Regions from separate parts of the Mus musculus genome. Here regions 2 and 3 are each linked to region 1. Evidence: chromatin loops called from intact Hi-C (ENCODE). Cell type or tissue: left cerebral cortex. All regions are shown on one strand. Each heading gives the region's core, and the rest is flanking DNA. Links, peaks and the distances in the headings are about the cores only.

Region 1 (10,531 bases), core at 742-8,741:
ATGCTAGAAATGATAACTCTGTCTTTATCTCCAGCAACTGACACAGAAAGTGAAAACATGAAATATTCTCTTGGAGAGAGCTTTTCACCCCAGGATATTTCTCAACACAACATCACCGAGTGATGAACACAACCATTTTGCACTGGCATTTTAAAATACTTAGAAGCAGTGGTGGTAACATGTTGCTAGAATCAAATTAAAATAATACAGTTTAAAATTCTAACTTAATTCTAAAATAAAGCACCCAAATCCTAACGTCACAGTGACTTGGCCTCTCTCTTGAGCCACTTTATTCTCTGCTCCCCATATGGAAGATCAGAGGTTCATGCACCACGGCCAGCCAAGATGACGAGTGTTGTAAAAATCTCACTTATAATGCACTTTGTAAAGAGATATTCTTTTCAAGACTGCGAAGAGAGTGTTTGGCTCTCAGAAGCTGCCTGAGGAGAGGGTCTTGGCAAGGTGGTAATGAGCAGGCTGTGGAGGAATTCACAAAGACTGAAAAGGAGCAGAAGCAGAGTCTACTGATCTAGTGAAGCCAAGCCCAGTGGCGCACACCGTTAATCCCAGCACTTGGAAGGCAGAGGCAGGCCGATCTCTGAGTTCAAAACAAGCTTGGTCTATAAAGTGAGTTCCAGGACAGCCAGGGCTACAGTAGAGAAACTGACTTTACAGGGGCATTTCATGGTTGGGAGCTTCGTTACAGCCAGTGAAGCAGAAACAGTTATGGGCCACCAGGGGGTCAAATATCTGATGATCTGTGCATACTCGTCTTTATTGTATGTGTGTGGGTGTGTATTGCCTGCATGCAGTACACGTGAGGCCACACTGGATCCTCTGGAACTCAGCTACAGTGTGGATGTGTAAGACTCCGGGGAGCCTTGGCTTACCAGGGTCCCCCTGAGTGAACCACTTGGAGCCAGCATCGATGCAAGAAGCAAGAGGACTTTATTGTTCCAGTGCACAGGGGTCATCTCAGACTCGAAGGAGAAGCGACGACCCACATCACCCAGTTGGCAAGTTTTTATATGGTTTCCAGAGGCAGAATAGAGCATCAGCAACTAGGCACAATATGATTGGCAGAACAGTGCACCTTTTAAACTGATTGGTCTTTAGGGGGTGACAAGGATTTCCCTTGTCTGAAGGTGGGCAACAGTCTGTCCGGTGGAATGAGTCCCCACCCTCAGGTCAGTTCCGCCCTGTTGTCTGAGAAATGTTAACTAGCCTCTCCCTTTCGGAGGAGCAAGTGTTTCATGACCTTCCCAAAGTTCCTGAGCTGACCTTTTCAGATGCTGGGAATCAAACCAAGGTCCTCCATAAGAGCAGCCAGTGACTGTTCTCAACCCCTGAGCCATCTTTCCAGCCCCTGTCATGCTCATTAAAGAGTGAACTCTCTATAGTTCTACAGGATACTCTAAGACAGACTACAGCCAGGGCTTGTTAAGGTTACCTCTGTTAGATCTTGGCCAAGGTAGCAGGTACTGTGCTCTGAGCCCCAAGGAGGCACAACACCCTTTCTCATAGGCTAGAATGGCTCACTGCAGCCAACTGTGTGGAGAGCCTTTTTGGGCTGCCGCTTGCCAGGAGTCTGACATTGGCCAGGAAATGGACTTCAGGCAGGAATCTGACATTGGCCTTGACAAGGAAGTAAGCTCAGGTAAGAATCTAGTTTTAGGGGGCTGGAGAGATGGCTCAGCGGTTAAGAGCACTGACTGCTCTTCCAGAGGTCCTGAGTTCAATTCCCGGCAACCACATGGTGGCTCACAACCATCTGTAATTGGATCCAATGCTTTCTTCTGGTGTGTCTGAAACAGTGACAGTGTACTCATATACAATAAATTAATCTTAAAAAAAAAAAGAATCGAGTTTTAGGGTAGAACAAAGAAGTTGGCTTAGATATCTTGAGCATCCTTAGAAACAGCGATCACCAAAGTGACCATGGGGCTTTGTGTTTATTGTCTTGCTTGTTCCTTGACTATTGTCCTTTCAGTTCTTTATTGTACTGCTCGCCCTTAATACTTGCATGGAATTAAAATGGTACAAAAAGCTGATTGGGAAAATTAAATTTGCCTTCAGTCTCAGAATTGACTGGGGTCATGCAGCAGCGTTGTCTTGTTGTCTCTTTCTTTTTAATCCTCGTACTCCTGTGCTGGAGAACCCTTGGAATGACTGAGTGGGCTTGGTCACAACTGTCTAGGAATAGAGCTATAGAATCTACTCACTGTATTAAGTGATCAAAGATTCCAGCTTTCTAGCAGATGTGATAGTCCATGCCTGTAGTCCCAGGGAAAGATCAGTAGTTCAGGATGATCTTTGGGTGCATAGTAAGTATACACAGAAACACCGACACTAAGATGAAGTGGAGGAGAGTGGAAGCCTCTGCATCTGAGCCCATCTCAGGGATGCCCTAGGCTTGAAGGACCTCTTGCCTGTGTTTTTTTTCTGCTGCTTCTCACCATAAAATTTTCCCAAATATGTCTTGTTTTTTTCTCCAGCTCCAACTTAATCTTCAACTCCTCTAAGAGAGACTTATCTTTTAAAATAGTAACCTGCCATGTGCTAGGCCAAAATGGTGCCTGAAAACTCACTCAATGATGAGCACCTCTCATCATTGTATTCTTCATTCTCTCCCTTCCCCTCCCTGGAACATCTCTTCCTTTGCCCTTCAAGACACCAACACTCTTGCAGGCTTTCCCTTTTCTCCTTTAGACCCCATTTACAGACCTAACTTTTATGCTTAGAAGGTTCTCTGGGATTAGTCCTGAGCCATCTGCTTCTTGATATTTTCTTTGGCAATTGTACCTATTCTTATGGTTGTAAGAATGGTTCCTTATGTAACTACAGTTTAACTTAGGATTTTTGACTTTATGATAGTACAAAAGTAAACTTACATTCAGTAAAAACTCAGTTTGAATTTTTTTTTTTTTTTTTTTGCCTTGTGATAGCAAAATTGGCCTGCATGGCCCTAGTTAGCTACGTTAAGTGCTCATGAGAGATAATAACTAATACTCTAAGCACACTGTACTGCAGAGCTAGGTTGTTTAGTAGGTTAGGTGGCTGAAATAGTTTCAGTTTGGGTTGAATTTAAAACAGGTGTAAAGAAGATGCAAGACTGTTCTAAATGGAGCAGCACCTGTAATGTTTAAGTCAATGATTAAATTTTCATCTCGGGCAGAGTTCCTTCCCATGTCTCATCTGCTCACTTCATTGTATCTAGCTGGATAACACAGGCTTAGTGTTTAGTGTACTAAACATATTATGAGTTAGTGCTGGGGAGCAAACCCAGGGTTGTTTGCATGCTCAGCAAATGCTCTACCATTGAGCTGATCCTTAGCGCCTCCTCTTGTTTGTTCCCTGTGATGACAAGAGTTCCTAAGAACACCTGGGGTGTTCTTAGACAGGGGTTGACTTGTTTAGGATGAGAACTTGTTCATCAATACAGGGATAGATCTCTTTTTTCTTCCTTTTTTAAAAGTTAAAAGAAAACTGTGTGGGTGTGTGTATGTATACATGTGCACTGCAGACACCAGTAGAGGGTACCAGAGCGCCTGGGTCTAGAGTTATACAGTTGGTTGGTTGTGAGCTACCATGTGGGTGCTAGGAACTGAACCCAGCTATCTGCAACAGCAGCAGGTAATTTTAACTCTTGGGCCGTCTCTCCAGCCCCCAGTTTTTCTCAGTTTTTAAGTGGGGTCCTGAGTTAGAGCCCAGGGCTTCATGCAAGATAAGGCAATGCTGTAAACTACATTCTAGATCCAGGAAATAAATACTTTCTTGTTCTGAGATAGGATTTTGCTGTGTGCTAGGATGGCCTCTAATTTGTAGCAATCCTCTTGTGCTGAATTACAGATGTGAACCACCACACCACCAGATCTGGAGCAGGGTAAGACAGACAAAATAAGAAAAGGAGACCTGCGACTTGGAAGTGGTCCTCAGTTGTGTGTTATAGAAAAAGCTTCTCGGGCTGTAGAGATGGCTCAGTGGTTAAGAGCACTGACTGCTCTTCCAGAGGTCCTGAGTTCAAATCCCAGCAACCACATGGTGGCTCACAACCATCCGTAATGAGATCTGACACCCTCTTCTGGTGCATCTGAAGACAGCTACAGTGTACTTAGGTATAATAATAAATAAATATTAAAAAATAAAAAAAGCCGGGCGTGGTGGCGCACGCCTTTAATCCCAGTACTCCGGAGGCAGAGGCAGGCGGATTTCTGAGTTTGAGGCCAGCCTGGTCTACAAAGTGAGTTCCAGGATAGCCAGGGCTACACAGAGAAACTCTGTCTCGAAAAACAAAAAACAAAAAGCTTCTCATAATTACTTATCAATGGCATAGAGTGGCAGCATTCACCTCTCCCTCCTTCGGTGCCCTTTACGTGATTGACCTATTGGTTGTTTTGAACAAGAAAAAATTAACCCAGGAGGTGCACAATTTGAAAGAGAATTTACTTGCTAATAATGAAGTGGGCAGGGAGAAAGCAAATGGGCAAAGGCTGAATAAAAAGGGGGCAAAGACATCTCAAGCACTAAGGTTGGTAGCAGATCATTGTACGGGCTTGAACACTGATGAATCCAGACTTGTTTTGCACCTTTGTTCCTTTGGCTATGGGCCAACCAGAGCAGAACCATATGTACATCTAAGCAGACCACAATCTGAACACGAATCGGAGGTCAGAAGCACATTATATCCACTTGGGAAAACAGGTTGAGCAGCTGATAATGCACTTCACAGTCAATTTGGTTCAAGTTCGTAACCCCATCCCTTTAAAAACGGGGCGATTTCATTCCACTGTGAAAGTTATAATACTTACAATAGAGGGCTTTCTATATTTTCCAAATGGGAAAAGCCTTGATTGCTCTCTATTTTAGCTGTTTTTCATGTCCAACACCTTAAACCGGTTCTGGAAATTCCCCCACCAGTCTACTCTACCTCTACCTTCCTCAACAGCCATGTTCTTTAGCTTTTCGATTTTTTAAACCTTCAACCTTTCGGTATTAGTCCAATCAAAGTTTGCCTTCTTGAACCCGTTCCTCACGTTCGCATCAGGCAACCTTCGGAGAACTAAGTTACCAACCTTGACCTCGACAGCGCCCCGTAATTCTACTATCCCACCACTCTTCTATGCCTCCTTAGAGTTCCGCCCCGTCTCATTCTCGCTCCCCCCACCCCCGCCCCCAGCCGTGAATCGCTTGCGCCTGCGCATCTCCAATTCAGGCGCTTTCCCTTTCCTGACGACCAATCCACTTCCCGCCTCCGGTCCTTGGAACACTCCTCCCCTCTGCTGGGGCCCTGATTGGAGGTGCTGGAAGCGGTTGTCCTATTCATTGCCTGTACATAAAAATTTACAGATAGGAGAATTTCAACGAATATCTGAAGGAGAAGCACATCCTCGAGATTAGGTATAGATTGATCACTTCTTAACCCAGACGAGGGATTGAACACATAGCGAGGGACCGGAGACGAAGGTCCATTTGGACTAGGCAGTCGTGCGGGCAGCCTTTTCCTTTTCCCTCTGCGCTCCGCCCCGCCCCCCTAGCAGCCCGGCCGCGTTGGTGAGTGGCGGGCGGGCGGGCCGACGGGCGGAGGGAGGAGGGGAGCGGAGGGAAGGCGGGCCCTCGTCTGCGAGAGCGGCGGGGGGAGGGGAGGGGAGCCCGAGCGCTGGAGTTGGTGCTGGGAAACCCGGGGCTAATGTTGACAACAGGCACTAGGTGAGTTCCGGGGATCCTCCTTCCCCCTCCACTCCGACGATAGGGACGAGCTGGTGCGGAGGGCTACCGGTCCGGACTCCTGCTCCCCGAGGGACCCGAGAGGCGACTCCGCACTCCAGCTCTCCGGGGGCGGCGAGCAGTGGAGGGACGAGCGGATCGGACGTCGTCCTCCTCAGACCCCTCTCCCGGAGGCTCCGGTCAATGTGGGGGGGATGTCTCGGCCCGGCCGAGGCCGGCGTGAGGGGCGATAGAAGAGGTGTCTGCCCCGCATGCCTGGGCCCAGCGTCGGGGCTGGAGGCGGAGGAGCCTGCCGTGGAGGGGGAAGGTGTTCGGGGGCGTGGAAGAGTGCGAGGAGAGGCTTGGGGCGAGCTCGGCGGTCCGGAGGGAAGCGTGGACGAGGGAGCGGGGAAGATGTGGAGTAGGCAGTCGAGCTGGAGAGGCTGCAGTCTGAGGGAGTGTGGGATGAGAAGTTAGGCTTGGGGCTTAGATGTCCCCACGGAATAGGAGTTGTGGACGGGAAGTGTGTCAATGGTGGGACCCTGAGACCCAGCGGGGGTTTGTGGGAGATTTGTGGGTGATGCGTGTGCAGGGGAAGAGGCTTGGAGCGGACCTGCGGATGGGGGGCAACGGGGCTGTTCGGGTTTACTTCCTTTTAATCAGGTAGGATGGTTGACTGTTCGACTCGAACTCAAGGCTTTCATTACTTCCCTTACAAGCAAGTACTGTTGAACTAAAGAGAAGCCTAGCAGAGGCTGCTTACAGGTTTGGGGGTACGCATGGAAGCGAATAGCCTTGCTCTTAGAAAACCTTAAATGTACCGATTGACACATTAGATGAAAATAAGACTGTTACTGACCCTTCTCATTTGTCATAGTTTTTAGGGGTTCATAAAAGTCGTACAGATCGTCAGGAAAGCCACTTTTGAGCTGTGGTGAAATCTCTGAAAAAATTTGAATAAGTCTCGTACATATATAAGGATTTTGTAAAAGAATAAACTCAGAAACCGGAAGATATCTCTGTGCTGTTCTACCTTTAGAACATTTTGAGTTCAAAACACAGACTTGAAAGGTAAACCAGCATTCTCTTACTCTGTAGTGTTTTCAGAGCAGTCTGATTGTGATTTCATACATAGACCATATGGTACTTAGCAAACTTATAGCTGTATTAGGGGACACCTCCGTTCTCTGTCCTCTCTCCAGGACACTGCATTAGAGTCTGTCTTACTAGTAAAACAGTTTTTACTTTCTTTTGGAAGTTTAGAATGTACTTAGAAAGGCAACTAAAATAATACAGACCAAGTGCCGGGAGCGGTATTTTGGGAGCTAGAAAGGTGGTTTTCAATCATACTTTCCTTTTAAGGGCTGTCTGAGTACTTAGCAGAGTAGTTTGTAAAAGTTGATTCTATTTCAATTTCAAGACCACTAATTTTTATATTCACTTCTTTAATATAATATTACATGGGAAATTTGGAGACACTCTAGGTGAATTATTTAGCTGTTATTAAATAAGAATCTAGTGCTTTTATTAGATTTAATTTATTGAATTTAAATTGACAGATTACAAGTGTATTGTCATTGGATTTGTGTTTCTTTTCTCTTCTCTTCTCTTCTCTTCTCTTCTCTTCTCTTCTCTTCTTTCTTTCTTTGTTTTTTGAGACAGGGTTTCTCTGTCTAGCCCTGGCTGTCCTGGAACTCACTCTGTAGACCAGGCTGGCCTCGAACTCAGAAATCCGCCTGCCTCTGCCTCCCAAGTGCCGGGATTAAAGGCATGCGCTACCACTGCCCAGTTTTGTGTTTGTTTGCTAGTGTACTTGGTTTACACAGTCCTGTGAGTGTGAACATAGTGGAAACGAGCCCTGGGTAGCTACGGAAGCACTTGGGTAGTGTTGGGCAGCTTGTATTGTCTAACACTCAGCGTAACCCTGAAGCTTGGAGGGTAGAGCCCCATAGTCTGTTTAATCCTAAAGATCACTCATCTAGTAATGGCCTTTTCAGCGTCAGGCCTGAAAGAGAGCTGTCATTTAGTGTCTTTCTTTCTTTCTTTTTTTCCTTTTGTTTTGTTTTTCGAGACAGGGTTTCTCTGTGTAGTCCTGGCTGTCCTGGAACTCACTCTGTACACCAGGCTGGCCTCGAACTCAGAAATCCTCCTGTCTCTGCCTACCAAGTGCTGGGATTAAAGGTGTGTGCCATCACTACCCAGCATTTAGTGTCTCTCTTTATGGTGGCTACTGTGCTATAGGTTAGTAATTCTTTAAGATGGGCAGCAACAGCTTCATTTTATTGGCAAATAATTAAAATAAACAGAAGTTAAGTTGCCTGATTTCCATAGCTAGTAAGATACAAAGCTGGGACGCAGACTTAAGGCTGACTTGAACACCTGTTCTGTTTGCTCAAGTGGTATTCCTGCCTGGACTTTAGTTATAAGTTTGTTAGCTGAAATTTGGTTCTGATACCAAGACTTGCAGATCTTTTTGGGAATCTGTTTTACCATCTTCAGAAACAGGATTTGTCTTAATTTGTCACTGACTGTTACTGTTTATTAGTGTGGTAGTTATTTACATAAACTAAAAAGTGAATATTGGTGAGTCGTGAAAGTTTGGGACCCTGATGAGCTTATAAATGATGATCATTCATGGATTTGTCAGATAAAGAGTGAGTTGATTCTATGGAAGAATTTTAGTTTTGTAAGGAACACTTTAGTTATAAATTCTGATGTCATTTTTGTTGTCTGAGAATTGTATGTTCTTATAATCTTGAAATATCTTGTTACTTCAAATCACAAAATTCAAATTCCATAAATTTTTGTTGCATATAATGATTAATACCCTTAAATAAGATTGTGCTGTTACCTTAAACATTACATTGTCTCCGTACGTTCAGCCAGAGTGTGCCAGTAAGTTAACGTTATGTTGCAAGTGCTTAGCCATTATCAGAGCTTCCCGCTGAGATTCATAATTCTATGATTTGTCATAGTCGGGTGTCTGTGATCAAGTCTTCCATCACATAGTTTGGTACTCTGAGGGTTCTTAACTTGGCTGAAGACTGTGAATTCACATTCCAGTTCTATCATCAGCTGTGGGGACCCTGGTCAAGTTACTTGGTTAAGTCTCACTTTACTCATTTATAAATAGGGAAAATAATACCCTCCTCATAAAAATTTTAGGATTACATGAGATAATGTACATAAAATGTTTAGTATGGCTCCTGTGACTAGATACTGGTATTATACTGTTTGAAGGTTTGTTTTAGAGAGTGGTATTTTCACATTAAAGGTGGACATATACTGGAGAAAAAGAAGGTAAATAAGAAGGGAGGCTGAAGGAAGGTAAAGGCTGACAACTAGGCTGTCTGTGTACCTTCAGAATTCTCCTGGTCTAGGCTGTCTTTCTGATAATATTTAACTCTAAAGTAATAAATTCCTTATTTATTTATACTTTATTTATTATTGCAAAGGCTTTAGCTATTAACCTGGGATTTCTTGCTATAAATTTAAATGCCATACTTGAAAATATTTAAGAATACTTGTATATCCTTAACTTTTACTAAGACACCAAGAAGTTTAAATACTTTTATACTTTGTAAATAATATTGTGAATTTTCTTGTATGTAACTTGCAGATAATTTAGAAGTTAAAACGTAAAAGTAGTGCCCCAAAAAATTGTGTGAGATAACTAGCTCTAGGGTAGAGAAATATATTTTCTGAGAAGTTACTACATTTTAGTGAGATATACAGGTTTTTTCTTTCAGTATCTGTAGTTTCCAGTTAAGGATGTGTTTGTTTAGCGCTGTCCAAATAGCACTTTCTGTGATGGTGGAAATGTTTGGTATCTGCACTGCCTTGCTTGGAAGCCACTGGTCGTGGGAAGTTGAACACTTGAAATATGGTGGTCCTGAGCAGCTGAGTTACAGGTTTTATTTAAGCTGCATTCATGGATAAGTGGCTTAGTGCAGCAGTTTCTCAGCCAGTGGTGCTTCTGTTCCTCAGAAGCATCTATTGCTGTCTGGAGTAATCTGTTGTCATTGACTACACAGGAAGCACAGACGTGCTTAGCTGCTGCAGGTATATAGGACAGCCTTTTGATTCCACAAAGAATGAATTATCTCGTAGGCTGGTAAACATGTGGGCAAAAAGCCCGAGTTTCATTTCTAGCACTGCTAAACAAACAAAAACACCCCAGAAAACACCAGACTTACTCAAAATGATAATAGTGCTGAGGTTTGGAAACTCGTGGCCTACTGGCCACCCTACTGACTGATACAGAACAGAACATACAGGTCTTATTAATCATTATGTTTATAAATATTGTCTTGTACTAATGAGATTGAAGGCCTGCTCTAATTTGAGAGAGTACATTTTTTTATTTTAAAAGTTTGTTAAGAGCCAGGTGGTGGTGGTGCACGTCTTTGATCCCAGCACTTGGGAGGCAGAGGCAGGCGGATTTCTGAGTTTGAGGTCAGCCTGGTCTACAGAGTGAGTTCCAGGACAGCTAGGGCTACACGGAAAAACCCTGTCTCGAAAAACCAAAAAAAATTTTAAAAAGTGATAAGATTATAGTAATGGGGTAAAATTTATGACTCTTCTATTTTCTGTTCATTAATTAGTAGGAAGCAAGAGTTTTTGCTTTGTAACTATTCTCTTGTGTAAATACATTTCATGAATATTGCATAAAATAGTAAACCAGACTCTCTGTCTCTTACCTCATTTTTGGAGTTGCTGATAATTGGGCTTCCCTCATGTTAGATAGCATTCTCTCACAGTATTATGGTCACAGCAAAATTGTTAAACCTATTTGCTTTATTCACAATGCCGAGAATAGAATTCAGGG
Region 2 (10,490 bases), core at 1-8,000, 55 kb before region 1:
CTGGGGCACACACCTAATAACCTAGCTTGTTGCAGTTAAAATAAACAGCCAAGCATCTCCAACATAAGTCTTTCCTTTTCAAAACAAAAGGTATTATTTGTAAGTTTTCTGAGTTCTTAGTATATTCTAGATATGAATCCTCATGTCAGATGTACAGCTAGTGAAGATTTCCTCTCGCCTTTTCCTTTGCTGTGCAGAAATTTTTAATTTCATGAAATTCTGTTTGTCAACTGTTGGCAGTAACTTCTGAGAGACTGCAGCCCCATCCAGAAAGTGTCTACATACACCTGTCTCTAAAGGTGCTCTCTCCTCTTTCTTTCTCACAGTTCAGGGTTCCCTTGCTACACTGAGGTTTGGTCTATTGGGTGCTGATTACATTGGAGAGATTTAAGTACAGCTTTACTAGTTAAATCTGTATCTCCAACGTGCTCCTACGGGCTGCCACAAAAAGGATAATCAAATATAGACGTGTTTCATGTACACTGTGGAAGGGTAGAGGAAACTGAAAAGGAGGTAAAATAAAGTAGGATCCAATGATCCAGGAGTTTCAGGCAGAGAGGGGACTTCATGAAATACTGAACAATTTTACACAGGAATCCTGGGACATTTCATAAACTATGAAAAGTTATACTTTAGGATGTCTAAGGTATAACTGAGTAGCCATCTCTACCATCTCAAGTCATTAAAAATTAAAAGTACTTCTAAATAAAACAGTAAGTCTGACAAAAGTCTTATCAATCTCTATGTTTCAATTTGTTATTAATTCCCTAAGAACTAAAAGTACAGAAGAGGATAGTCTGGTAACTGGAAAATTTAAAATTAATATTATTTCTGAAAATTTAAGTATCTTACTTCCAGATATGCTCAGTGACTGAAGAACAATGTGATTTAGTTATTCTACCTTCAAAACACATTCCTTCTATTTCTTTCCAAACAAGAAATCAAAATAAGGGAGGTATATACTTACACATTTGCAAAATTTATTATGTAGAACAGTTGGTGCTAATTAGAACTTATCCCACTAGCTAGCCATGTGCACAATCCTACCCTAACTATAAAGCATCAACATGGCCAGGAGTATACTCTATCGCATCAACATGGCATCAACATGGCCAGGAGCATACTCTATCGAAACAAACACTTGGGCAGGAAACAGTATAACTTACAACACTATCTTTGACAGACTGAGAATCATGCCTAGTCTTTATCTCCCTCCCACCATCCCTGTCCTTCCTCCTCTCCCTCCTCCCCTCCCCAGACCCACAGGGAAAGAGAAAAGAATCAATTCCCAAAAGTTGCCTTCTGACTGTCACATGTATACCATAGCACAGTGCTGCACAGGCACAAACACATATATATATTAGAATAATAAATGTAATTTAAAAATTAAAAACAGGCCAGGCAATGGTGGTATACCCCTTTAATCCCAGCACTGGGGAGGCAGAGGCAGGTGGATCTCTGTGAGTTCAAGGCCAGCCTGGTCTACAGAGAGATCTCCAGAACAGCCAGGGCTGTTACACAGAGAAACCCTGTCTCGAAGACAACAAAACAAAACATAAAGCAGATTTATACTTGTTTGCAAGATAAGGAGGTAATGGTTTTTCCACTTACAGCCAGAAATTGTTGGGTTAAGTAAGTCAACCTTGGTGGTTTGGCAAAGTCAGTCACTCTGTTACCTGCTAGATTAACAAATAGTATACTTACTTTCCTTTCAGGCTTCTGAATTTCTGGTAGAACTGCACAGAAAGGTTTAATAACTTCTAAAAACTTGACTGTAAAAAAAAAATTTAGAGTTTAAAAATGTATCTCTGAATAATTCCAAAAACAATTTTTGTAACAGCAGTTTATCACATCCACCCAAATTAAACAATCATGATGTTCTCAAGTTCAAGTGAGTAGGTCTATAGAAGATCAAAGCTCCCAGATAGCTGTGGAGCACAGGGAAACAGCCCTGCACCGTGACTTCTTTGCTTCTTCAGGTTTAAACCCAACCCTTTTATATATGCACAACAGAAAATAATCAGATCATCACTGTATAAGATAAGCAGACATAGCTTATTACAGTACTTAGCTAATGTAGTAATTAACAAATGGTACAACAGCGGAGGGAACTTTCTGCAGGAATAGTATAGTAGGTTATGAGCTTAAACTGGAGTACTGACTCAAACAGCTTAAAGACTGCAACAAAAAAGCCAAAAAACAAAAAAGCTAGGATCACCTCCTACAGACAACCTTTTAACCTCCACATTCCCCGCTCCATTTCAGTTAGCTGCATTTCAAGGTTGTAATTCTCTAAGTAGCCATATCAAGGTACTTGCTTACACACAAGAATTGCTCAGAGAATGTCAACTACATTTCATTAAAAAGTACTCCTTTCCCAGGCTACTTCTGCAGTAAATGAAAGACAAACCAAGGTTTAGGGATAGACACTGCCTCCTACTCCGGCAGGACTCCAAAAAGGTAGAAGTAACTGATTTTGGTGATAATTTATAATTGTCATGTTTGTTATAGAAGTACATTTGGACTATTTAGAAAGTAAATCTAGGGCTGGTGAGATGGCTCAGCGGGTAAGAGCACCCGACTGCTCTTCCGAAGGTCAGGAGTTCAAATCCCAGCAACCACATGGTGGCTCACAACCATCCGTAACGAGATCTGACTCCCTCTTCTGGAGTGTCTGAAGACAGCTACAGTGTACTTACATATAATAAATAAATAAATCTTTAAAAAAAAAAAAAAAAAAAAAAAAGTAAATCTAAATTCTGAAAACATTTACCTGCAATTAAAAAAACAACAACTATGGGTCACAACACTGGGAAACTGTCTAGAATCGCCTCCCTTCCCCATCTCAGCCCAGGCTACTCTCCGAGATTTATTGCTAGTTTATGAATTACTGTACTGGCGTTCAGGATCAAAAAACGCTGTTGCGTGCCGCCATGTACTGCCTCTCCCCGTGTTGCACAATTCCATTTTTATTCACAATTCAAGGCCAAGGGTCTCTTATTTCCTTTCCAATTTTCCCCAAATGTCTACTGTTAGCCAATGGAGTGCATCGCAACGTTATCCCTTTATACACAAACATGTGAACTGCTAGGTAAAGTATCTGTGTGAAAATACATGAGGGTGAGTGATTGGGCAGGGCCCTGGAAGGATCTTATAATGCGAGGCCTCGTCCATACCTTGCGCACCAACTTACAGTTTTCAATGAACACTACAGAATGACTGGGAAGAATTAATCTAGGAAAATGCTGAGCTACTGATCACACGCCTTTCCTCCCCTAAAACGCATGCTACGAATCACATTTTTAAAAAAGGGAGACTTGGTGGGGGAGGTTATGGGGGACTTTTTGGGATAGCATTGGAAATGTAAATGAGGAAAATACCTAATAAAAAATATTTTTTTAAAAAAAGGGAGACTTATTCGTCGCAACACACCAAGGAAGCGTGATTCAAGAATAATAATTTAAAAATTAATGAGTTTCCTGAGATTCAGAAAAAGCCCAAGTGGTCCAAGCCGTGGAGTGTGCTAACTACCCCCCGCCCCCAGCCAATGGCCTCCCCGCGCCATCCTCGCTCCTCGCCTCCTAAGGGGAGCAAACCGGGACTTCTGAGTTCCCGTGACCCGCCGGGCAAGGCCTCGCTGACCCGAGGCGCCTTGGCGGGTCCCCAGCTCGCTCTGCCCGTGGCGACCCCAACGAGGCCTGCGCATCCCCCGCACCCAAGACCACCCCAAGGAGTAAGCGACTCCACTGCCCACAGCCCGAAAGGACCCGCGGCCTTCGAGGTTCGCGCTCCAGCCACCACACTCACTGCCCATGGCGGCGGCTCAGCACACCCGGCGGGCACCCGCGGCCTCGCAGCTGCCTCCGCTCCGTTCCTCACGACTCTGGCCTAGGCGGCGGAGGCTGGGGACACGCTCTGGCCGTCCCCGCACAAGCTCCGCCCACAGAGTCATGTGACATGCGCTCTAGGCTCCTCCCAGACCTAGCCTGGCCGTTGGCGGACGTCCACCGCGTTGCTATGGTCACCGTTGGCGCGGCGGCGGGGGCGGGACTGGATGGCAAGAGGCGGGGCGGCCTGCCGTGGTGGGCGGTTCTTAGTTGCTCTACTCCAGGACAAGGGTTTTCCTTTTCAAAGCTGTTTTCTAGATAAGGTTTCCTGGTCCAGGTACCCCAAGGCCTAGAGCTGAGCTACCTGAGCCAGACTTTTCTTTCCGCCCCATCTTAACTGTAACTTCTTAGACATTTGTGAAAACTGGTAATACACTGCAGACAATAGTACTTTCCAGTACTTCCCCATCTTCAAAATAGACATCAAGGCATCAAGAGGTATAAACTCTTTTATCTGTCTCTCTTTTTCAGAAAGAAACCTTTTTAGGCCGGGCGGTGGTGGCGCACGCCTTTAATCCCAGCACTCGGGAGGCAGAGGCAGGTGGATTTCTGAGTTCGAGGCCAGCCTGGTCTACAGAGTGAGTTCCAGGACAGCCAGGGATACACAGAGAAACCCTGTCTCGAACCCGCCCCCCCAAAAAAAACCCAGTAAAACTTCCAAGGTAATATAGGTAAATTAGAGAAGTTAATTTCAGACTATTTTTCCCAAATAGGAAATATATGGAAAACATAAGAAATTTGAGTAAAATGGTTCTTTCAAGGTGGTAATTTTTATTTTGCTAAGAATAATGTGATATATGGGGGGTGGGTATGGGGGACCTTTGGGATAGCATTGAAAATGTAAACAAGGAAAATACCTAATTAAAAAAAAAGAATAATGTGTCATTTTAAGCAAAATTCATTATTTTTAATATTTCAACTTACTAATTACATAACTGAAGCTCTAGTTCTCACTGAACATTAAACATGCATAATTATGGACAGCAGATAAGAAAAACTAACATTTTTAAGAGGAAAGAAAATACAGTAGTGTTTCATATGAAATAATTCAAATGTCCCTTTCTGCAACACAATTCAGAATGTGGCTGATATAAAGGTAGAAAGGCAGAAGACATTTTCATAGCTCTGTCAGGGAAAACTGTAACAAGAAATAATAAACTTGTGAGAGGCAGCATAGGAAGAAATTTAGAAAGAGCAAGACAAAAACATTTTTAAATATATTAAATTCCATCTTAGAGTTTTAATATCTTTTAATTTAAGAAACCAAAAGATAAGAGAATAAAGGTACATTATGGTTTTTTTAAACTTAAATATACACTATTATTCTTATTAAACTTGCCTTTGAAACTTTACAGATTTATATAAGTAGTAATGAAGTGACAAGATTCATAAGGCTCGGCAAAAGAAAGAAGGACTGAAGGATGCAGAAAGGAAAGGGAGGGAAAGGGTTAAAGAGATGGCACAATGATGGAGCCAGTAAGTACAAAGTACTGCAACTAATACCCAGCTGCAGACAGGAGGGGACATGTCGTAGAAAGAAAGAGGGCAAATACTAGAAAGATGCTAAATAACTGCAGCATTATTCTAAAATGCAAATAATAGTCTGGCATGGTGGTACACACCTTAAATCCCAGCACTCAGAAGGCAGAGACAGAGAGACCTCTGAGTTCAAGACCAGCCTGCTCTACACAGAGAGTTCTAGGCCAGCCAGAACTATCTCAAAAATCAAAATAAAAAAAGAAGTACATTATGAATCTATTACTATAGCCAGGACTGCCTACACATCAATGATGTAAAACATGGCGCATTGCTGGTAAAATTGGAAAGGCAATGGATGTATTCCAGCCCTTCCTATGTCCCCATAACCTTTTTAAAAAACTGTCGTAAAGTCAGAATGGTACACAGTAGATGCTCCTGAGAACCAACTCAAGGGACGTCACATAGCTACCATTTAGTTTGCGGCCAACACTAGATTCAACCTCTATGGAACCCCACGTACCTGGTTTGGGAATGTGGCTAAAACTTAATGAAATTTATAGCCCAAATATACATCATATTTGTACCTGCAGCTTTGAGAGACAAAAGTGATTAACCTGGCACTTAAATCCCTCTACCCAACACCAAAGTTAATTTAAAAATCAGAAAATATCATAGCAGCTGGGCAGTGGTAGCGCACGTCTTTAATCCCAGCACTCGGGAGGCAGAGGCAGGGGGATCTCTGAGTTCAAGGCCAGCCTGGTCTACAGAGTGAGTTCCAGGACAGCCAGCCAGGACTACATAGAGAAACCCTGTCTCGAAAAAAATCAAAAACAAACAAACAAAAAAGGAAATGTCATAGCAATATAATGGGGAAAGGGGAAATTAATAGAAAAAAAAAACCGAAGTCCACCTTAATACAGTTAATACCTCATAACTTAACATTTATTAGGGGCCAAGGCTGGAGCTCATTTGGTAGAGAGCTTGTCTACCATTCTTTTTTTGTTGTTGTTGTTTTTGGTTTTTCAAGACAGGGTTCCTCTATATAGCCCTGGCTATCCTGGAACTTACTCTGTAGACCAGGCTGGCCTCGAACTCAGAAATCCGCCTGCCTCTGCCTCCCGAGTGCTGGGATTAAAGGCTGTGCCACCGCCCGGCTGGTCGACCATTCTTGATGGATGCTCATTACCAGCGTTAACTGGGCATGGTCGCACAAGTCTGCAGTTCCAGCCCTCGGGAGGTAGAGGTAAGAAGATGAGAAGTTCAAGGTGATCCTTAGTTATACAGTGATTGTGAGGCCAGCCTGGACTACAGGAGACTGCATGGGTACAGCGTTAGACGACCATACAATCAGCAGTTAGTATTTAACAGCATTTACTTTTAAGGATAATGGATCAAACCTGAAAGAACATGAATCCAGAATGGTCTAGTTTTAGTGGTATCTGTTGGAACCTTTTGTAGAGCGGTTCTAAGATGACATTTAAAACGAAAATATTGCTGACCTTAAAAGGGAGGAAAGATATGGAAAGTTATGTGTATTGAACCAATTAAGAGGTAGTGTTGGGGCTGCCTATACACAGCCCCACGTTCTGGTCAAAGACCGTTCTCTGCTCATTTACAGGCAGTTACAGTGGAATCTGAACCCGACTGCCTAATGACCCCCTCTTCCAGTTCACTCACATCGAACGAAAGCATAACAAACACTATTGTCCTGCAAAGCGTGAAACCTACTGTCTGTTTCATGTACTTATAAAATCAGTTCCCCTGTGTAGTCCATGTACTCCAGATTCAGTTGTTCAAATCAGTCCAGAACTTCAGGGGAACGCAGACTTCCACGCTAAGCTAGGGGGAGGGGAGGGAATGGAGGAGCGCACTTTCTTCTGTTGCTTAGCACTTTACTGAGTGAAGGTCTTGGAGAGAATGTCTTCGTGCTGCTGCTGGTGCACTGTGCCAATTCCTACCGCAGGTGCTGGCAAAGGGGGTCGGCTTACAAGACGGAGCTGTCATTGGAGCAAAGAAGAAATCAAGTGACATTTGAGTACATCAGAGCTCTGCTCTGTTCCATTAAGAAGGTACACATCACATATTCCCTATTACCTTGTTCAAGTGAAGAAGAAATAATAACAGAACAGATTAGGAGGAATAATCTACCACCTGAATTCCAGGCATGATAAGGTGAAAAAACCCTATAATTTGGTCTCCTTAACTAGACATATTTACATGTGAAAATGATTTGAGCCTATCGAACTCATACTAAACGAACAACATTCTGATGCACGTGGAATAAAATGATGCAGAGGTACCACTGTTCTTGCTAATTTTCCTTTCCTGAGGAAAATAAAGACATAAAGGAGTCTAAGAGCATTGTACAGGCATATAGACTGACAGAACTGTACACACGTCTGGAATCAGTGTTAACTGGGTGTTCCTGGTACCAGGGTGAAAAACAAACCAAAAATATTCATCAGCATCTTTCTCTAGCACTTGTGCCAAACAGCATGAAGAAGTAGTAGGGAGCATGGTAACATGCAAGGTTCATGGGGTTGTTTTCTTTGCTTTGTTTTTTGGAATGCAAACATGTTTTAGCATAATATTATAGGTGGAAGATCCTCGGTCCAAAATCTGACATACTCCCAAATCTGGAGCTTTGAAATTATCATTTCAGTCCCTAAAAGGTGTTAAGTGTTGAAGCTTTTCATAGTTTGATTTTTTTTTTTTTTTTTGGATCCTCAGACAAGAAAGTCCACACAAATATTCCAAAATCTAAAACACAGCTCCACAAACTCAACGTTTTCCTCCAAAGGAATAAACTAAAACTGTATCTTTTTATTCTCTCTTCCTCTTGCATGTCATCAGGTTCTGCTACGTGGCCTGAGCTGGTCTCCAACTCATAACCTCGAGGGAACCCAACCATCCAGTATAGGTATGCACCATCCTGGTTAGCCGAAAGTAGACTTTATTTCACTGTATCTTTAAAGAAATGAGCAAGCTAGCAAAGAAATCTGTATGTTGTTACTCCAAGAGAAACAACAGAGAGAGAGAAAGAGAGAGAGAGAGAGAGAGCATGAGTGAGTATAGATATAAGAGTAAGCACTCACCCTGCAAGCCAGTTGTTTTTCAAACCTTGGAGAAACAAAAGACCATGGACCCATGTTCTGCGGCTCCTCCTGACTCCAGATGACATCTGCAAAAAGAAGAAGTTGACTTCAACTTTCAATCAACCAAAAGACTGATTGTTGCTAATGTGTGGGACTGGGGAGAGTCCTGACTCCAGACAATCAAGATGAGGAGACCTGGGGATTGAAAGACTTCTTCTTTGCATCATAATTGTTTAACTCATATAAACTCATATATCAAGAATCTTTAGAGGAACAGCTGGGTGGATGGTTAAGAGATAAATTTCCAACTTCTGTTACATATATGCTTTTCCAACATGTTAGCATTTTTAGAATTTTTATTATGTGTGGTATGCATGTCTGTATAAATGGATGCCATGTGTGCAGGTGTCCAAGGAGGCCAGAAGAGGGCACTGCATCCCTTAGAGCTATTGCATCCCTTAGCGCTGCAGTTAGAGGTGCTTGTGAGACACCCAATGAAGATACTGGAAAGCACTCAACTCCTGTGCCATCTCTCTAAACCCCTATTGTGTTCTCGCTCGCTCGCTCACTCGCTCTCCCCTCCCCTCCCCTTTTTTTCTGGCAAGTACCTAGTTGTGTGTTCACAACAACAATCACAATGCAAGATTTCTTTGAAGCCCCACAGCTCCTCGTGCTGATTGTAGTCAGGACCCTTCCCAGGCACACACATTAGCAACAGTCAGTCTTTTCTCTATCTGCACAGTTTCACCTTTACCAAAATGCCTTATAGATGGAGTCAGACAGTTTTGGTTACCAAAATACATTTGCAATTTGTCCAAGTTGTGGACAGCATCCGCTCATTCCTGGGCTCAGTGCTAGCCTGCTTGCTTTTAGCATCCTTGAGGCCCTGGAGATTGATACCATGCAGTATCTCCTTCCTATTTTATTGACAAGTATGCTATTCCACATGCTCTTGCTACAGGGAACTGTGTTTATTCATTCCCTAGGTGAGGAACAGATTGACTGTTCCCAGCTTGAGACAATTACAAATAAAGTTGCTTTTTAAAAAATAAAGGGCTGGACAGTGGTGGCGCAAGCCTTTAGTCCCAGCACTTGGGAGGCAGAGGCAGGCGGATTTCTGAGTTCAAGGCCAGCCTGATCTACAGAGTGAGTTCCAGGACAGCTAGGGCTACACAGGGAAACCCTGTCTCGAAAAAAACCAAAACCATAAATAAGTAAATAAAGCTGCTAAAAGCACTCGGATGAAGATTTTTCCGTGAACTTATCATTCTCATGGTAAACCAGCAATAGGAATTCTGGGTTACATGGTAACTTGAGTTTTTTGTTTTCTGGTTTTTTTTCTGTTTTTTGGGTTTTTTTTTCCCTTGGTTTTTCGAGACAGGGTTTCTCTGTATAGCCCTGGCTGTCCTGGAACTCACTCTGTAGACCAGGCTGGCCTCGAACTCAGAAATCTGCCTCCCAAGTGCTGGGATCAAAGGCGTGTGCCACCACTGCCTGGCTGAAAGAAACCATCTTGCAGAGTTGTTGCAATCATTTGCAACCCAGCAGCAGTGAGTGAGGTTGCTTTGAATCCTCACGAGCACTTGCTGTTTGTTTCTTTGTTTGTTTGGGGGAATTATTTTTGTTTTATATTTTATGTTTTGTTTTTTTTGTTTTTTTGAGACAGAGTTTCTCTGTATAGCCCTGGCTGTCCTGGAGCTCACTTTGTAGACCAGGCTGGCCTCGAACTCAGAAATCCGCCTGCCTCTGCCTCCCGAGTGCTGGGATTAAAGGCGTGCGCCACCACGTCCGGCTGTTTTATATTTTAAATATATTTTTGTGTGTGGGTGTTTTACTTACATGTGTATCTATCTATTCAGCACACATGTGCCCAAAAGAGGGCGTCAGATCCCTTGAAACCACAGTTTCAGATAGTTATTAACAGGTGCTGGGGACTGAGCTGGATGCTTAAAAAGAGCAGTCACTACACATAGCCACTGAGCCATCCCTCCAGCCCCTGCAATAATTTTTACAACTCAAGTTTTTCGTG
Region 3 (10,531 bases), core at 1,680-9,679, 100 kb before region 1:
TTGGCCTTTAATTATACCAAGTTAATGACACTCTACTCTAACAATTTTCAAATTATAAAGGGGTTCTCAATGGCCAGGTGTTGGTGGCGGCAGCGGCACGCGTCTTTAATCCCAGCACACAGGAGTCAGAGACGGGATATCTGAGTCTGAAGCCAGCCTGGTCTACACACCAAGCTCCAGAACTGGCAGAGCTACTCAGAGAACCTCATTCTTGAAAAACAAAAAACAAACAAAATGGGTTCTCAATGCTAAGAAGCCAGAAATACCATGCAGAAATCTACACTAAAAGTCCAGCAGGTAATAAAGAGGCCAAGTTGGTCATCTGCCACACATCTCTAACCCCAGCAATCAAGAGACTGAGAAAAAAGGCTATGGAGCCTACCTGGGCAACATAATGAGACCACATCTCAAAAATTAACTAAAAAATAAAAGTTAAATACAGTTCCTGCTAGCATTACTGAAAAGATACACTGTAATTACAAGTGTAGGGTCCATTTCACAGGTGCCTGTCAAGCACCTTGGAGGTGCCAGGTACTGCTATTCCAAGAGCTGAGGTGAGGAAGGCTCCTGCTCTCATCTGACTGAATTCCTTTAGGCAATGATGGAAAGAAATATCACCACAAAATAAGAGGAGCTGAGGGGGGGAAGATGTACAGCGGGGTGACTGTCCATCCAGCCACTGACGAGAGTGAGCGTGAAGCTTTAAGTCTCGGCAGAGGGCTGAATGAAAACTAGAGGGACTTCCGGGGCAGCTGCTGAAGCGCAGAGGGACTGTGATGAGTCATCTGTGAAGAACAAAACGTTGACGAAGGTGGTGTGGTGCTGCTTGCCTGGAAGCCTCAGCGCTCAGAACAACGACAAGGTGTCCCAAGGCTGGAGGCCAACCTGGAAGACACAGCAAACTTCAGGCCAGTATGGGAGGGTGCCAGAACTCTGTCTCAAAAGATAAACAAGGGGCCAAGGAGGTAGCTCAGGGGTAAAAGTACTTGTCGTGCAACCATGAGGACCAAAGCATGAATCTCTAGGACGTGCCTACGTGTTGATTCTGAGATAGACTCCCACTATGAAGTTCAAGCTAGCCTGGAATTTGCTGTGTAGACTAGGCTGGCCTTGAACTCCCAGAGATCCATCTGCCTCTGCCCCCATAGTGAAGAGGACGGTGCGTCCAGGCTAACACAGCGCCCTCTTCACTATGCGAACATGCTGAGATGTAACCAGTACTGCTTCTTTATGATTATAAAGCATGGTTTTCTGGCCTAGAAAGGACGCCATCGAAGAGAACTCTTTTTAAAAAGCGTAAGAAGGATGCTAAGCGTTGCTCTCCACAACTGATGGTCCCTGGGTCGTGGGGAGGTGGGAGGGGACTCAGTTCTATTTAACTGATGGTCCCTGGGTCGTGGGGAGGTGGGAGGGGAGGACTCAGTTCTATTTAACTGATGGTTCCTGGGTTGTGGGGAGGTGGGAGGGGGGACTCAGTTCTATTTAACTGATGGTTCCTGGGTCGTGTGGAGGTGGGAGGGGAGGACTCAGTTCTATTTAACTGATGGTTCCTGGGTCGTGGGGAGGTGGGAGGGGGGACTCAGTTCTATTTAAGGGGTTCCAGTGCTTACCTAGATAGCACAACCTGGACGTTTTTTCTTGAGGGAGGTCACAGGGGTGGGGAGGCTGACACAGAAGAGAACCAATATAAACATTAGGTTGGAAAGAGAAGAGAGCTGTTTTCTCAATACTTTACCTTCCTGAGACCACCAGAGTCCCATCATCAAGTAGATAGTCTTTCACATTCTGAGGAAGCGGGAGGATGACACTGGGGAAAAAATACAGCAAAAAGGCATCATTTAGAAGGACCAGCCATAGCGGGGAGAAAAGCCTCCCAACGGCCATTTTATAGTCACTGTAAAGATAAAAAAGCATTTACATTATTTTAATTTTAACATGGAACAGAGAAGTACAACCAGGAACCATATACTATGAGTACACAATGCAGCTTACACCACAATAGTTCTTAGATTAAATAAGAAAGCAAAAGACTGTTGGGCAGTGGTGGCGCACGCCTTTAGTCCTAGCACTTGGGAAGCAGAGGCAGGCATATTTCTGAGTGAGTTCCAGGACAGCCAGGACTATACAGAGAAACCCTGTCTTGAAGGAGAAGGAGAGGAGGACGAGGAGGAGGAAGAGAAGGAGAAGGAGGGAGGAGGGAGAGAAGGAGAAAGAGAAGGAGAAGAAGAAGGAGAAGAAGGAGGAAGAAAGAAGAAGAAAGAAAAAAGAAAGAAAGAAGAAGAAAGGAGGAAGGAAGAAAGAAAGAAAGAAAGAAAGAAAGAAAGAAAGAAAGAAAAAATAAAAGACTAGCCAAATCCAGACAACCAGACAGAAATCAGAGTGGCGAGAATAAGTGTGTGAATGAGTGTCTGCGGAATGCTCACTTCTCAATGGGACAGCTACATCAACCTCACACCAAGGCTCAGGAAACATTGCTAACCAGTGGGTAGAGGCCAGAGGACGGACAATGTGAGCTGTTGTCTTCTAGACCTGATGTGGCGGGGCACTCACCTGCTCTGGTTACCGGCTAAAGATCAGGCCAGGTAGAGTTCCAGGACAAACAGGGAGAAACTTTCAACCCTACTCCTAGCTGATAGCTACTGACAATTGCCTGCTGTGGGAAGCAGAGTCATTTTTCTTTGGTGCTGAGGACACTAGAAGATTTCCCAGGCTCAGTGGATGCCCCCCCACACACACACACAGACACACAGGCATCACTAAGTTGGGAGGTGGACCCTGTTACTTAGACCTGAGAGAAGTGGAAGGGGGTAACAGGGAGTAAACAGGGTCAAAATACATTGTATGCATATATAGAATTCTGGAAGAACAAAGAAAAATTATTTTCTAAAATGAATTTGCATAATCAGCTCTGAACCAAAAGTCATAAAAATAAAATACTAATGCTACAGCAGTAGCCAGAATGTATATCTTGAGCACTGAAACAAACAACTGAAGCAGGCTGCCATATGACTCCACATGATTTGTCTGGAATGTAGGAGGGCTGTCCTGCACAGAATAAATGCTTTCATGGGGGATAGGTAAGATGGCTTAGCAGTGGGTAAAGGTACCAGCCATCAAATCTGACAGCTTGAGGTTCAATCCCCAGGACTCATGTGGTAGAGGAGAAAACAAACTCCTGCAAGTTATCCTGTAACTTCCATATGCCCAATATGGACACATGGGCACGTGTGTACACATATGTAGTCACAGACTTGTCTAGGGATGCCAGAAAATCCCAGTTATTGGTTGACTTCCTTCTCGTTACCATCCTCATATCCACCTATATGTGGCATACATTTTAAGTGTACTAAAATAATTCACTTTGGGGCTGGTGAGATGGCTCAGTGGGTAAGAGCACCCGACTGCTCTTCCGAAGGTCCAGAGTTCGAATCCCAGCAACCACATGGTGGCTCACAACCATCCGTAACAAGATCTGACTCCCTCTTCTGGTGTGTCTGAAGACAGCTACAGTGTACTTACATATAATAATAAAATAAATAAAATTAAAAAAAAAAAAATTCACTTTAATGAGGCTTTATTAAATCCAAAAGGTAACAGGCAACATTTTTCATGTGTTTACTATGTGCTACAAAAGAGTGGCAACATTTTAAGTATTTTTTTTCTTTTGCAATTCTCATGACAATCCTATTATGTTTCTAAGTTTTCAAATGTGGTTTAGAGAGATTAAGTAATTTGCTGAAGATGCTGATAGAACCAGAATTCAAAGCCAGACAGAGGGTTCTGACTCTACAATCTAATTCTTGGGGGCAGGATTTTGTTTTTTGTGGTTTTGTTTTGTTTTGTTTTTGGATGCACCAATTCACCGTGGGCATTCTGCAAACCTGGACAGATTCCTTGTTCCAGGCCAGAGAACTAGAGAATAGGATCCCACCTTCTCAGCCAGGCGGTGGTGGCTCACGCCTTTAATCCCAGCACTTGGGAGGCAGAGGCAGGTGGATTTCTGAGTTCGAGGCCAGCCTGGTCTACAAAGTGAGTTCCAGGACAGCAAGGGCTACACAGAGAAACCCTGTCTCAAAAATCAAAAAAAAAAAAAAAAAAAAAAAAAAAACCCAAAACCAAAAACCAAACGATCCCACTTTCTCTCCAGATGGGTTGCTTCTTCTCAGAACACTGGATCGTCAGTAGCAATGCAACCTATACACACTACCAAACTGGAGCTTCATCCAGACTTGGAGGTACCGTCTGTATCACTGTTCTCATTGTACAATGATGGAACGCAACTCTCACCAGAGGGGGTTGTCGGTCAGCAGCAGGCAAAGTCTCCAGTTTTGTTTTGTTTATTGCCTTGCGCTTCTGACAATTCCCAAAGTATCTATTTCAATCTACCCTACCGAGGACCCCCACCGCCTCCCTACCTCCCTCGACTCGCTCTTTGATTCCGAACAGGACGCACGGCAAACACTGATCTACTTGTTAATCTTGCTCCGTCAAAGCCAATAGAAAATCCGCAGCTCGACACAGTCGCTCCCACTGAGTAGAAGGCCTGCGGATTTTGTTTAGTTTTCTGAAGGGATGGGATTTACCCAAACCCCCCGGTTTGACTCCGGGATAGGTTACCTCTTGATGGTAAGGCTTCGGAAAAGTGGGTACCACGCGGAGAACTGACAGTGACTAACATGCTCCTTCTTCATTCTCCAGCTGCCGCGTCAATAGCCGCCTTTCCCTCTCCCGCCAGCCCTCTCCCGGAACCCTGCGCAGCACTTCCGGAAGTGCCGACCGAGCCGTCTTAAAGAAAGGACTCTTCCGGTCCGTAAAAGTCCGCTGGCGCTAGACTCTAGAGCCATGGTAGACTGTATGCTTAGCGTGCCCACACAGACGCGCAAGACACACAGAGATCTGAGTCCGCAGAGAAGAGGCACGAAAGCGTAGATTTTTAGGAAGCTTACATCTCCGCTTTCGTCTGTATGCACCTCGACCCGGAAGGTAATCATCTGAAGCTAGCTGAGCTTCTACGGGTGCCTGGAGGAGGACGTGTGCACATCCTCCTTGCACCACGAGAGGCGCCGGTGTCTCTAGCGGTGGCGCCTGATTCTACGGAGACTGCAGCTTCTGCCTGATCCTTTTTCCTTTCCTCCTCAATCCCTTCCACATCCCACAGTTTAGTGTAGGTAAGTGGGCGCGAGCCAACCTCGGTACTAAGTGTCCTTGGAGAGGGGAAGGGAAAAAAGGGCGCGAGCACAACCGATGGTGCCCAGAGTACAGCCCGCCGCGCGCGCGTGTCTCCGCGTCTGCGCCTGAGCGCGAGACGAGAACCCGGGATCCAGGCGGACCAGCCTGGGCTACGAGAGGAACCTGGGAACAGCACAGTAAATGTTGGAACACATCAGTTGAGGCATCTACAAGAAGGATGGCCCCTTCTCATTCCGGAAAGTAGATTTTAGAGACACAGGGAAGAAGTCCCGCATGCACGATTCTGGGGAGGAGGGTGGTATTTTACGATCCTGAAGATGAAAGAAGCGATGTTCGTCTGAGAAATCAAGAAAAAGGGGAAAGTTGTGTCTTTTAAGCTTAAAGTTTAGTCCAATTCCGAAAAAGTTACCAGTGTGGAAAAAGCACATATTTTTATCAATGTCTCTGCAATGATGAAATCGTAAAAGGTTGGAAGAGTTTGTATACGACAACTTGTGATATCATTTTTCTCCCTACTCCTTTTTCCATCTATCATCCTACAAAGTTCAGTTTCTTTTTAAAAAAAAAAAAAAAAAAGGAAAAAAATCACCAGCTGCAAGAGACAGGCCTTTCAAACCCTCTGGTGCTTCCTGTAATGTAGAAGCCTTGGGCATGTTCCAAGCACGTATTTGTCCAGAAGCACCACATTTCTGATACTCACCCTCACAGAAAAATAAATTGCATTTTCCACAGCGCATCTAAGCAGTTTAAATTAGAGAGAGAGGAAAAACCCCAGCCACTGTTGACCTCTTTAGAAAGGTATTTGTTAGAACTGATGAACAGAATCCTCTGTATTTTGAATTAGAATTCGTGCTCGCGCGTGCACACACACACAGGAGAGGTATACATTGTTTGAAATGTTACAGGTAAAGTGGTTGGAAGCATTGCTTAAAGAATACCTTCCAAAATCAAGATCAATGGTTTATAATGTTGCAGTGTATAATGATGTGTTGTGGATAGCAGAGCTTCTTATTTAAGAATGGTGGTATCCAGAATTAATCAATCCTGGGTTTTGTTGCTTGTTTGTTGTTTTGATACATAGTCTCTCTCTACATACTCCTGTCTGGCCTGGAACTCTTTGGTTCTCAATGTGTGGGTCACGACCCTCTCACAGGTCCTATATCAGATGCTCTATAGACCAGATATTCACATGACAATTCATGACACCAAATTACAGTTGCAAAGTTGCAACGAAATGATTTTATAGTTGGGGGAGGGGGTCACCACAACATGAGGAACTGTATTAAAGGATGGACACTTTAAGAAGGTTGAGGACCACTGCTCTGCATAGACCAAGCTGGCCTCAAACTCATAAAGATCCACTTGCCTCAGTCTCTTCAGTGCTAGGATCAAGGTCTGGCTAGTCCTCTGTGATGTGAGGAAAAGCAGCAATAATCCATATCTTCCCTTTTCATTTTCTGGAGAATGGTGCTGCTTCTCAGAGACAGAGAGCATATGTGAGAGGCCACAAAAACTTGTTTTATTTGACCTACCGAGTTGCAGGGGGAGGGGGAATGTGAGCAGAGGTTGGGAATGCATTTGGGTAAAGTACTTTTTGTTGTAGATAGGAATGTTATCCATCTGGGTGGAGCAGTACTGCCCAGCAAACCTTTGGGCATAGAAACTGAAGCAGTTATTTGTAGAGAACCTGCTAAGTTTGTAAACTTTAGGAAGAGGGCAGGGAAGGAAATGGAGCGGTCTTGTATATTCTGTCTTTTCAGTATCTGTTTTTACTGCTGCAGTAGGTACTGCTACAGACTCAGCCAACTTTCAATAAATTGACACCACAAACAAAGGATCTTCAAGTGTTTGGAACAGTAGAGCTCATTTCTTACTATGTTTTAACCACCATGTTTGTCTTCATGTAGCCTTGCTGGGGTTTTTGTATTTTTCAGTTTTCATCCATGACAGTCTTTAAATACAATGGTGGAAAAAAATCATATTATCAAATATTTAAAAACTTTAATTTACTATTAGTGTGTGCCAGTGCAGGTGGGTATGTACCACAAGTATATGGATATCAAAGGACAACTTTTCAGTTTGAGGGACTGAGTTCTTCCTATGTAGGACCCTGGGATTTCATGGAGGACTCAAGCTTGCTCTCAGGCACGTTGACCTGCTGAGCTATCCCACCAGCCCCTTGGGACTTTTTTTTTTTAATGTCAGTACTCAAATGGTTACAGCCAGGGTGACCTACTGAATAATTCCAAAATGGAAAACAAAAACAACAACAACAAAAACACATTTTCTTTCTTGAACTCATAACATGACTTTTAGATTAATATTTCCAGTGTTACAAACTCAGTAAGTCCAAATACAAACCCTGACTCAGATCTTTCTTCTAATGTTCTAGTCTTCTTTAAAATCTTATTGGCATCACCCTGTATTTCCCCTAAACGCAGTTTTAGAACAAATACTAAACTCTAGCTATTGTTTGTTACTGCTGACACCCTGCTGCACATTCTCATTATCTCTCGCCTAAAACTATTACAAGAAGTTCCTTACAGACTCATTACTTTGTGGCTGTAATCAATTAACCTTCCCAAGGGTCATTACAGTCAGTTCCCTCTTGCTCACCTAGAATTAAGTGGTGTAATAATAAACTGCCATAAATGATTTTTTTTATAAGTCACTGAGTAGTATAATCTCAATAAATGTCAGTTCCCTCCTTTAGCACTTACTAGTGGCCCCTGTCAAGAGAAAGAACACATCGAGAACTTGAGTGGCTTTCTGCTCTTACCAATGTGAGTACAAGGATTCTTCTTTAGTCTAACAGTAGTTTTCAATGAAGGAAAGGGCACTGAAATCCATTTGATGTGGGTCCCAAAATTTTACCATGTATAGTATAAAAGAGTGATTGTTTTCTGGTTTGTTTAAAGTTAACTTTTAAAGTTTTAATATTTTTATATTATATAAATATTATAATATAAATACATTTATAACCAAAATTATTTAATATTTTTATACTAATATTTTATTCTTTGTTCTTTATTAAATAACTTTTCTTTCTTTTGTTTTGAAGTTAATTCTTTGACAGTTTTATACTTGTGCATACTGGTTACATGCTGGTTACTCTTTCTTCTAACCCTCCCTTATCTCCTTCCCAGCCTTATCAACACCCCCTTCTCCCTATCAGTTCCTTTCCCAGATTCATGACTTTCAGTTTTGTTATGTGACCATTTGGTTTAGTCAGAGGCATCTATGTGACCATTGGACTGGGATTATCAATTGGAGCTTGGTGGTGGCATGGGAGGTCACTTAACTGATGATAGTAATCCCCTTTTTCCGTGTGTGTGTCAGGGTCTCCTTACTTGTCCGGCTCTTGAGCAATCATTGAATAATCAGTAGTTTGGGGAGTTCTTGACTGCAGTGGCTGTTCTTAAGATGGCATTTTGCAGCCCCTCTTCTGTCTGCCGGCCTTTCCCATCTTTTCTCACAACCTTCCACAGTGCTTGCACAGCTTTGACAGGGATGATATAGATGTCCTGTTTGAGGTAGAGCACTCTGCCACAACTCTCAACACTGAATGCAGTCACAAAACTCTAACTTCATCTCAACTCACTGGAAAGAGACTCTTGGTTAATCGGAGATTGGTAATTGTTTATGGATATAAATATGTGCATTTAAGACCCATGTTCTCCTTCACTATGCACCGGTTTCTGTACCAATATGGATTCCCTTCTGTGGAGAGTAGGTCCCAAATCCAATAAAAGAATGGTTGGTTGCCCCATGACAGTTGTACCACTGTTGGTGTCAGATCCAGGGCTCACAGCTGGGTAAGGCTGGCGGTGACTAGTCTTCTCCTGGCAGCCTGCAGGGCACAGTCTGGCATTATAAAAGACAGCAAAGAGCTATCCAGCTCAGGTCCAGCTTCATTTCTCTACGCCATGCAGCTAAGATGTGTGGTAACGTCAGCAATAAGGTCTTACCTAGTGGGCAACCAAGAGCAGCTGCAAGAACCTGTATTTTTCTGTGGCCTCCTAAGGCTCCCTGACTAGCAGACAACTCATAGAAGGTTGTCCTGCTCCTGACATGCAGATTTTGCTTGATAACTCCTTTCAAGGAGGAGGTTTGGGTTGTGTTGTTGTTTTGGTTTTGTTGTTGTTTTGTTTGTTTGTTTGTTTCTGTTTTGCCTTGCCTATCCAACTTTTTTCTTTTAAAGAAAAAACTATAGTTGGAAGAATATAAGTTTCTATGTGGCTTTTGGGGGGGTTGTGGGGAGGTGCTGACCTTCCCCTCTTAGAAAATATTAGTCCATGCATATGAGAGTGCAAACACACATACACTGCATGTGAGTGGCAGTCAGAGTATAAACTCAGATGGCAGTCCTGCCTTATACCTTATTTGCGGTAGGGTATCTCTTGTTTGCATATTAGAGGGTAGCTGTCCTACAAGATTCTTGGGGATGCTCCTATCTTGGCCTCACAATATTAGCCTTAGGAGTGCAGCCATTACAGAGATGAGCCACCGTAGCCTGCCTTTACTCGGGTCCAAAGGATGTGAACTCAGGTCATCAGACTTGCTTGGCAAGCACTTTTACACAACTAGCGATGGGGTTTTTATGGCCCAGGCTGGCCGCAAGCTCACGTTAGCTGAGGATGATTTTGAACTTCATTCAGTCTTCTCCACTCGACTTCCTAAGCGCTGGGTTGGCAGACATGCATGGCCACACCCAGTTTATGTAGTGCTGGGACTTGGACACATAGTTTTGTAGATGCTGATGAGCACTTTATCAACTGAGCCATACACCTAGCCCCTTCAGATGGTGTCTGTCTGTCTTTGTTCTCTCCCTTCCTTCTTTCCTTCCCTCTTTCCTTTCTTTTTGTTTTTCAAGACAGCTCCATCTGTCTAGACCTCTCTCTATAGACCAGAATGGCCTCAAACTCACAAGAGATCTGCCTGTCTCTCCCTCCAGAGTGCTGGATTAAAAGCGTGTGCCACCACGTTTTTCTTTTGTAAGACAAGATCTCACTGTCTAGACCTGTCTAGCACTGAGCTCCCGAATCCTCCGGTTTCTGCCTCCTGAATGCTGGAATTAAAGGCATGTATTATCAGGTATGGTATCACAGACCTTTAGTCCCAGCACTTGGGAGGTAGAAGCAGGCAGGTGTATTAGTTCAAGGCCAGGTAGGGCTACAAAGAGAGACACTATCTACAAAAAGAGAACAAAGACATGTTACCATACCCAGTGATATCTTACTTTTAAAAAACAAATCATACTAAATTATTTCTTCAAATTCTTTCTTTATTTATTTGTTGTGTTGTTGTTGTTGTTGTACCTTTCTAGGACTAGTTTAGTTGG

What was found. Peaks named below come from ENCODE experiments on the same cell type or tissue, not always from the same donor. Only the 100,000 strongest peaks of a DNase experiment are listed, where the experiment ranks them.
Region 2: it touches region 1 in a loop (4-fold over the local background); 10 of 42 quality-filtered maps call a loop at or near these places.
Region 3: it touches region 1 in a loop (5-fold over the local background); 4 of 42 quality-filtered maps call a loop at or near these places.

What each region holds. Positions count from the first base shown.
Region 1 is chr2:5,945,848-5,956,378 of GRCm38, forward strand. Upf2 (UPF2 regulator of nonsense transcripts homolog (yeast)) reads left to right here and starts at 5,622. Exons shown (of 22, transcript NM_001081132.1): 1 at 5,622-5,706. In left cerebral cortex, for the core only: a CTCF peak has its summit at 5,063; DNase peaks (open chromatin) are centred at 4,615, 5,283, 5,523 and 6,036; H3K4me3 peaks cover 2,611 bases; H3K27ac peaks cover 1,668 bases.
Region 2 is chr2:5,891,450-5,901,939 of GRCm38, forward strand. It overlaps Sec61a2 (Sec61, alpha subunit 2 (S. cerevisiae)), which reads right to left and starts at 3,983. Exons shown (of 12, transcript NM_021305.4): 1 at 3,808-3,983; 2 at 1,705-1,772. The coding sequence starts at 3,814. Dhtkd1 (dehydrogenase E1 and transketolase domain containing 1) reads right to left here. Exons shown (of 17, transcript NM_001081131.2): 16 at 8,462-8,547; 17 at 6,611-7,363. The coding sequence ends at 7,259. It overlaps Gm13267 (predicted gene 13267), which reads left to right and starts at 4,015. Exons shown (of 3, transcript NR_166420.1): 1 at 4,015-4,325; 2 at 7,330-7,435; 3 at 8,220-9,122. In left cerebral cortex, for the core only: a CTCF peak has its summit at 3,844; DNase peaks (open chromatin) are centred at 3,218 and 4,001; H3K4me3 peaks cover 1,873 bases; H3K27ac peaks cover 945 bases.
Region 3 is chr2:5,840,218-5,850,748 of GRCm38, forward strand. Cdc123 (cell division cycle 123) reads right to left here and starts at 4,960. Exons shown (of 13, transcript NM_133837.5): 1 at 4,618-4,960; 2 at 1,736-1,807. The coding sequence starts at 4,691. Nudt5 (nudix (nucleoside diphosphate linked moiety X)-type motif 5) reads left to right here and starts at 4,817. Exons shown (of 10, transcript NM_016918.3): 1 at 4,817-5,168. In left cerebral cortex, for the core only: a CTCF peak has its summit at 5,052; a DNase peak (open chromatin) is centred at 4,960; H3K4me3 peaks cover 2,324 bases; H3K27ac peaks cover 1,403 bases.